Linked DNA regions of Homo sapiens: region 2 is linked to region 1. The links are chromatin contacts, found by Hi-C or POLR2A ChIA-PET in ENCODE. All regions are on one chromosome and are shown on one strand. The core of a region is the stretch at or near the end of the contact, and the rest is flanking DNA. Distances in the headings are between cores, read along the strand shown. Region 1 has its middle 110 kb from the start of ENPEP. Region 2 holds the start of ENPEP (glutamyl aminopeptidase).

Evidence for each region. A loop is a pair of places that touch in the nucleus more often than their neighbours do. ChIA-PET counts read pairs that join two places held with the same protein, here RNA polymerase II (POLR2A). Pooled maps may share reads with other maps.
Region 2: a loop to region 1 is called in a map of left cardiac atrium, with 2.3 times the contacts of the local background. The contact joins the promoter of ENPEP here to the enhancer-like site in region 1. A Hi-C loop is called at or near these places in 7 of 168 maps with a recorded cell type or tissue (heart left ventricle, heart right ventricle and left cardiac atrium) and 3 of 50 pooled maps. POLR2A ChIA-PET finds 5 or more read pairs at or near these places in 1 of 52 experiments (IMR-90).

What each region holds. Positions count from the first base shown.
Region 1 is chr4:110,360,288-110,364,198 of GRCh38, reverse strand. No RefSeq gene overlaps it. Among named protein-coding and RNA genes, the nearest start is that of ENPEP, 110 kb to the left of the region's middle. Within about 2 kb of position 2,123, at least 2 of the 41 ENCODE cell types and tissues checked have a DNase peak (open chromatin) inside an H3K27ac peak, as active enhancers do.
Region 2 is chr4:110,474,135-110,478,045 of GRCh38, reverse strand. It overlaps ENPEP (glutamyl aminopeptidase), which reads right to left and starts at 1,891. Exons shown (of 20, transcript NM_001977.4): 1 at 988-1,891. The coding sequence starts at 1,631.

The DNA.
Region 1 (3,911 bases), core at 874-3,373:
GAGCAAACTCCTTAGAGAACAATTTTTTCCTGTCTTTTTAAAATTTTTTAATGGACAAATAATTGTAATGGAGAGCAATTTGAAAAATATTTTGCAAAATGCAAAAGGTGTGTATGTTTATATACATATAACTCCCTTTGACTCAGCAATTCCATTTCTAAGAATTTTTCTGACAATTTTTAAAATGAATATCCAAAGATAAATGTAGAAATTTTAATTGCAACATTGCTTGTAATCACAAAACAAAAACAAAAACCAGCCTAAAAAATGTGCATTAATAGAGAAATATTTAACTAGATCATGATATACTGAAATAATCTGAAGCCATAAAAAAATTGAGGTAGAATTTCATGTGCTAATAAGCAACAACCTTCAGAAGACATTGTTCAGCTAAAAAAAAAAGTAATTGAATATGCAGTACAGTATGATTTCATTTGGTTTAAATATATATGTATATGCATAGACATTTTCAGGAAGGATAATAATATGAACATTACCATAGTATAATTCCATTATTAATATACATAGAAATTTTCTGGAAGAATGAAGAAGAACCTGTTCATAATGATTTCTTCCAGAAGAGCAAGACTGAGTCAAGGAAGAATGAGGTAAACTTAATTTTCCTTCTGTTGTTCTGTATTGTTGAGTTTTTAATCATATGCATACATTGCTTTTATTTTTAGAAATAATTACATTTTAAACTCTTTTGGTGTTTATTAGTCATTTATATTGTCCATGGTCAATTTTTTTATTATTAAAATTTCATTATTATTTTACATTTATCTGTCACACCCATGAAATATATTTTTACCTGTTTGCCTTTGACTTTTTATTGACTATATAGGTATGTATGAATATAAAATAAGTGTACTGCTCAGTGAGAAGTGTAGCTATCATGCAATCAAACCCAGATCAACAAACACAGCACTATCAGCATCCTAGACCCAGACACCTCCCCTTCCCCCTTTCAATCTCTACCTCCATGGCTGACTTCTAATTTTATTTCTAATTTTTATAAAGAAAGGTCTACTATGCTTTGGTTCTTCAACTGATTGCTCTATTCCTTTGAGAATATTTTCATTGCTTTTGTACATAAAAGTCTTTCTTCATCTAGAGATAAAATGAATACTCACCCATATTTTCATCTAGTATTAAGAATGTTGGCCAGACGTGGTGGCTCACGCCTATAATCCCAGCACTTTGGGGGGGTCTCGGCAGGTGGATCACCTGAGGTCAGGAGTTGGAAACCAGCCTTGACCAACATGGTGAAACCCTGTCTCTATTAAAAATACAAAAATTAGCTGGGCATCATGGCATCTGCCTGTAATCCAGCTACTAGAGAGACTGAGACAAGAGAATGACTTGAACCCGGGAGGCGGAGGTTTCAGTGAGCCAATATTGCACCATTGCACTCCAGCCTGGGCAACAAGAATGAAATTCCATCTCAAAAAAAAAAAAAAAAAAGAATGTTTTATTTCTATACATCACTGAGCTTAGTAAAATTTATTTTGAGATGTGGATGAGGATTTCAATTAAATTGTTTTGCCAAGTAGTCAATCTTTTGTTCTTAGGAGGTCACAGCTAGATAATTTAATGAACTTCATTTCATCATCTTCAAGGCCCCACAGCACAGGAATCATGATTTCAGTTTAAGGAGAAGAGAAGGATCTCCCTGAAGTATTAGCCCTGGCTGCTCATACTGAGAAAACCAGAAGAAATATTTATAATAGTGTAAAAGAGTATACATCCTTATGGTACAGTATTAAAGTGACTCAAAAGTTTTATATACATATTTAGACCTAGCTAAGCAGATATTCTGAAATGGGGTGGGTAGGGCTTGGCTAAACATTATCCCAGCAATATTAGATAAATGAGAAAATTGAAAAAAAGGCCACTGCCTTCACCAGGGAACATCAAAATGGTAGTCTTTGATATTTTCTGGGGGAAAAGGCCACAAAATCATTCACAAACGAGCCAGGAAACAGTTAAAAGGGAGGCTCAGTGAGGGAGTTTGGCCACAAACCACAAGAACAGTGTGATGTCTCCAGTGCACCACAGCTTTCCCATGCATGGGAGGATTGTGCTTGAGAGGCAAGCTGGAGACAGCAGGCTGCAAACTGTGGAAATGAGTCAGGGGATGGGCTGCTCTGCCTGACTTGCTGTGGAACAGGAATTTCTGGTCAAGTGAATTAATTGAAAGGAAATAAGAAAAGTCATCGAAGATGAGATTGAAATTTTTGAGCATTTTATTTCTGTGCTCTCCTTCCAAATGGAAAAAGATCGTTCTGAAGCTATAGGGGAAAGAACGTGGACTTTGTAGTCATACTGGGATCCAAATCCTGGCTCTACTCCTTTGTATCCATGTGGACTTAAGCACATTTATTCACCTATGAACTGCAGTTACCTTCCTGTAAAACGGGGAAAAGAGCAATACTTCTTTCATAGAATTGTAAGGATGAGATGAAGATACACATAAAGGACCGAATAGAGTGGCTAGCACGAAGTTGTGCTTTATAATTTATCTTTATCATTTCTGTTAAGACAGTGTGTTTTCCTCTACCTATTTATAAATACCAGGTTTATTATTTTAATGTCAATAAAATTAAATTTGATAAGTGTAAACAAGAGATGTCCTTATTGTGATCCCCCATGATATTAACATCCCCCATAATCTAGAGTGAAGTTTCTCAACAGCAGCACTGTCGACATTTTGAGAAGGATCATTTTTGTTGTGGGGCTGCCCTGTGTATTGAAGGATGTTTAGCAGCATCTCTGGTCTCTGATTCCCATAGCATCCTCCAAGTTGTGGCAACCAAAAATGTCTCCAGACATTGCCAAATGTCCCCTGATGGCAAAATTCCCTCCAGTTGAAAACCATTACTCTAGGGGACTTTTCTGGTAACTAAAGGGAAGATAGGGAAGAGATCCATCAGGACAGCGGAATGGGTAATCAAGGATATGGGGTTAGCTTCAAGTATGGTTTTCAATAGTACAATATAGAACTCTTTTTCATTGTTTTATGAATATTTGCCCAGTAGTAAACTAACACAAGGGATGGGCTGGACATATATTTAGGTAGCACAGAGCTTAAAAGTTTAGATAAGATGACTGGTTTTAAAAGGCTTATCTAAATATCGCCTATCAGCAAAACTGACTAAAACACTGGAAGACGGCCTGATCATGACAGAAGATTTTGGTCATTTGGGTCATCTACGTCAAAACCAGGAAGTAATTATATACAGATAGGTCCTGTAACTAATGATATGGAGGACATCTTCTAAACTCTCAGGAGCGTAGGTGAGCAAGGAGTTCCATGACGGCCCTATGATTCACCTGACACATCCCATAAGGATAAGCTGAGTCTCACACCTTATTCCAGGAACCCTGCTTCAGCCCTATTTATTGGCATTCTCCTGCTCATCGCTGAAAAGTAGACTCCTCTAGAGTGGAAACTAGCAGCTGTTTAAGCATCATCAGTGTAGTGTGCTGAAGTTTAGAGTAGAAAGCAAAGGGAACTTTTCCAATTAAAATCACAGGGATCACTCAAGAAGTTAATAAACAAGCCACATGTGGTGGCACACTCCTTTAGTCCTAGCTACTTGGGAAGCTTAGGCGGAAGGATCACTTGAGCCCAGGAGTTCGAGTGTGTAGTGAGTTATGATCATGCAACTGCACTCCAGCCTGGGTGACAGGAGCAAGACCCTGTCTCTAAAAAAAAAAAAAAAGTTGATAAACAGGGGTCCTCTGACAGTGTGCTCTGCAAAGATCCACCCTGAGCACCACGACATTAGAGAACCACAGATAGCCACTGAATGCCATTTCTTTTTAAAAACGTCATGAAAGTCTTTACGGACTTTCATGAGGTTTTTAAATATTTATGGAAATATTGGTGCTAGGAAAAAAGACTATGT
Region 2 (3,911 bases), core at 642-3,141, 110 kb before region 1:
CAGAATCTAAGCCAGCAAAGGTCAAAGCAGTCCAGACACAACACAAGGTGTAGTGTAGCCTTCCTCCCTGATGCAAGGGCTACATCCACAGTGTGAAGGAAGTTTTTGGAGTTCAATGAGAGAGTTTATGCCTTTAACATAGCTCTGGTAGTAGCCACTGATCAATACAAAGGCTAGACAAATAGGTGGGAAAGTGGAATAAATACCTATCTATCTAGATAGATATTTGTATACAAATATTTGTATGTATTTAACTACTTAATATATCTTTTATGTTGTAAAAGGCTTAGCATTATGTTTGCACATTGTATCATGAGCAACAAGCCTCCAAATTTACCTATGCCACTGATGTGTGGACTCAATGAATATTTCCTGAAAGCCTATGTGTAAAGCATGGTCCTGGCCATCGGAGACAGAAAAAAACACAGTCCTGTCTTCCTTTCCAGATGAAGACACAAAGACAATTCTGTGGATCACATGTGATTTTTCAATGTCTCTCTTCTCCAAAAAAGAGACATTGGACAAAAAAAAAATGGACAAAATAATAACTGAAATTTACTGATGTTTCACGTAAATTTAGTGTAATACCACTTTAAAAGTTCATATATATTGCTGTATATATATTGCTACATAGCCTGGGAATATCACTAGTGAAATTTACCAAAGGCAGTTCTCAAACCTGAGATAATTTATGGAAATCTTCAAGATAGGGTGCAGTATATTATGATTTCTCCTGATGGAATAAAAGACTTACACTGACTTTTGACTCTACGAAGCTCATTCACTACTTTCAAGTTTTATGACAGGGTTTGGAAATACAATAGGGCAACAATTTTGGCTTCCCAGATGGACAGCCAGAATTGAAACCAAGAGCCGATCAATATCAGACCAACAAAATAATTAAAAGCGGAAAGTGAAAAGGAAAGGAAAAGAAATGGAAAGCAGATATGTGAGCTTAAGGGAGGTAAAGCAAAAATTAATATTTACTTGACTTGTCCGTTCTCCGTGTAGGTGGTTCTATAAAATCCCACGAGGGAGCCGTTCAGCCAGCCGGCGAACTCCATGGTCAGGAGATACAGGCCATCTCCACTGCTGGGGGTAAGCTCTTCCTCCGCCTCGACCACCACGTACTCCTGCTTTTTGTACTCGAAACACCTCCGGACTTGCACCTGGTCCCCAGAGGGCCTCTTCAGCTCCGGGAGCCGGGTGATCCTGGTCTCCCGGAGGTGCAGCCACAGGTACCGGGTGGGAGCGCTCAGGTTGATGGAGATGCTCACGGTGCCCGTGTAGGTGTCCTCCTCCAACAGGGGCTTCACGTGCAGGTCGTAGTGGACTGGGTTGACGAAGTCCGGCAGTCGAAAGTTTTTCCACTGTCCGCTCTCATCCTCACTGGCCGGGCAGATGTCCTGGTCCTGGGCAGGAGGACCTGAGGGGCTGGCCGTGGAAGAAGGCAGGTGGGAAGGAGCTGGCGCAGTGCCCGGCCCGCCGTCCCCGCTGGAGTCACACGATCTGGTCAAGCCCACGGCAAGTCCCACTATTAATCCTACACCCACCACCACCGCACAGAGAATGGCCACATGTTTCGTTTGAATGCAGTATCTCTTAGAGCCCTCTCTCTCCGCAAAGTTCATTTTTGCTTCCAAAGTCAAGTGTTACACATAAAAAGATGTTAAATTTAACTAACTAACGTCAGCAGACTTCCTTTTTAAATTGGAAGGAATCCCCTGATTTGGCAGCCTGTTTTCGCTTTTCCCACACCCCTCTCTCTGGCTTCTTGCGCCTTTTCCTCTCCCTTTTCACGTTCCCACCAGCCACTCAGGATGAATGCGGAAACAAGGGGGGTGGAATGAGGACTCCGTAAGAGGAGCCGAGTGGGAGGAAGAGGGCTGGCAAGAAGATTGTCACAGCTCCCCTTATAAACGACGCATCTCCACCCCTACCCCTCCTGCACTGCAGCGAGTTAAATATAAAACAGGGCTTCGCTTATCAGCCAACGGGAGGATGAGCCCTCGCCAAAGCTCCGTCAGCAGCTTTCAGGGAGCAAGCGTTTGGGTGAGGTGTGCTTACGATAGAAAATCTCAACCTTTGCCACTCAGCCTGGGGCTTCTTCCTGTTGTGTTCGCAATCTCTCCCTCCTAACTAAAGGGCTTCTTGAATTTCAGCTATTTTATCAGATAGCTTGCTAAAGAAGCTAAGTGTTTTCTTTTATTTTTTTTCCCTCATATTATGTAAACATTCCAATTCTGTCCTTTGAAGAAGTCATATCCTGGAATTGGGTGCTCAGGGTGATTCAAGGACCACCTAGGTACTCAGTAAATATTTGTCGAATTAGATTTGGAAAGCATAGCCAGGTAAACCTAAATCAGTTCAGCTGGTGCTGGGTGAATGAGAGAGGGGGAACCCAAAGAAATTAGCCAAAGCAGTAGTGGAGCTGGAAAGCTTAAGAAGAGAGAGGGAACAAGAGGGGGAGAAGTCTGAAAGGACAGAGGGACAAGGAAGAAGGCCTACTTGTCTCTGCAGTGTGCCTCCAAGTGAGATTGACTTCCTTAGACTTTGATGTGGTAGAGCACGTTTAAAGTAGATTCCAGATGTGAAAATTGACCTGTTGGGAAATCCATCATCCATGCAAATCTATCATTTTGTTTCTGAATGACAAGCTCAGGAAGAAAAATCTCAATGAACTTCATATTTACTGGCAGCTTAGCTATGGACTGACATTTAGAGAGGTTAAGCTATTGCTCAAGGTCACACACCTGGCAAATAGCAGAACTGGGGTTTGAACCCACGTTGTCTGAGTCTAAAGTCCATATATCTGGCCAGGTGTGGTGGCTCACGCCTGTAATCTCAACACTTTGGGAGGCTGAGGCAGGTGGATCACCTGCGGTCGGGAGTTTGAGACCAGCCTGGCCAACGTGGTGAAACCCTGTCTCTCCTAAAGATACAAAAATTAGCCAGGCGTGGTGGAACACATCTGTAATCCCAGCTACTCAGGAGGCTGAGGCAGGAGAATTGCTTGAAGCTGGGAGGCGGAGGTTGCAGTGAGCAGAGACCGTGCCATTGTACTCCAGCCTGTGTGACAGAGCAAGACTCCATCTCAAAATAAATAAATAAATAAATAAAATTAAAAAAATTAAAGTCCATATATCAACGATCGCATTCTACTGCTTGCTTCCATGCTCTGAGGAGGATAAATATTCAAGGGTTAAGTAACTATGAAAAACTTGGTATTTCCCCAGATACAATCCATGGATATTAACAGATCTACTTGCCAAGCAAACAATGCTGGGTTAAAGTGAAAAATCTTCTTTTACTACTCTCCATTCTTGCAGAGCCTCCAGATGGTGACACACATTGTGAGCCTCTCAGAGAGGAAACACGACGGAGTACTTTCCCCATTTAGTTGACAAGACAGCTTTTTCTGGTGAGGTACCTTTTGAGGGCCCTCTGTTCCACAGAGCACACTCTGAGAAACGTTGTTTCAAACGGTTCTAAATTACAAACTAAACAAACAAACAAAAAACAAAACTTTAAAAGCAAACGGGTCCATTTTACTCTGTAACATTTCTGCTGTTTTTCTCACAAAATAGTAGTAACAGAAAAAGAATTAAAGGAAAAAGGGATATGTTTTTCTAAATTGTAGGCCCATCTTGTATTGATTAATTTTACATTCTGAAGCAACCCTAAACTTCTTGAGATCACAGTATGTTTAAGTTTGGCACATTAACTTCCTGAATTTTAGCCCTTGAAACCCTCTTTTTATTGAAAAGATCATCTGACATTTCAATAAATGTTTGATGGGTCAAATATTTTGATATGTTTCTTAGGAATGAAAGGCAAAAATGTGGCTCAAATTTACCTAAACATAGTGAAAGGAAAAGCAAAAAGTATTTGGAAGAATGTACATAAAATTA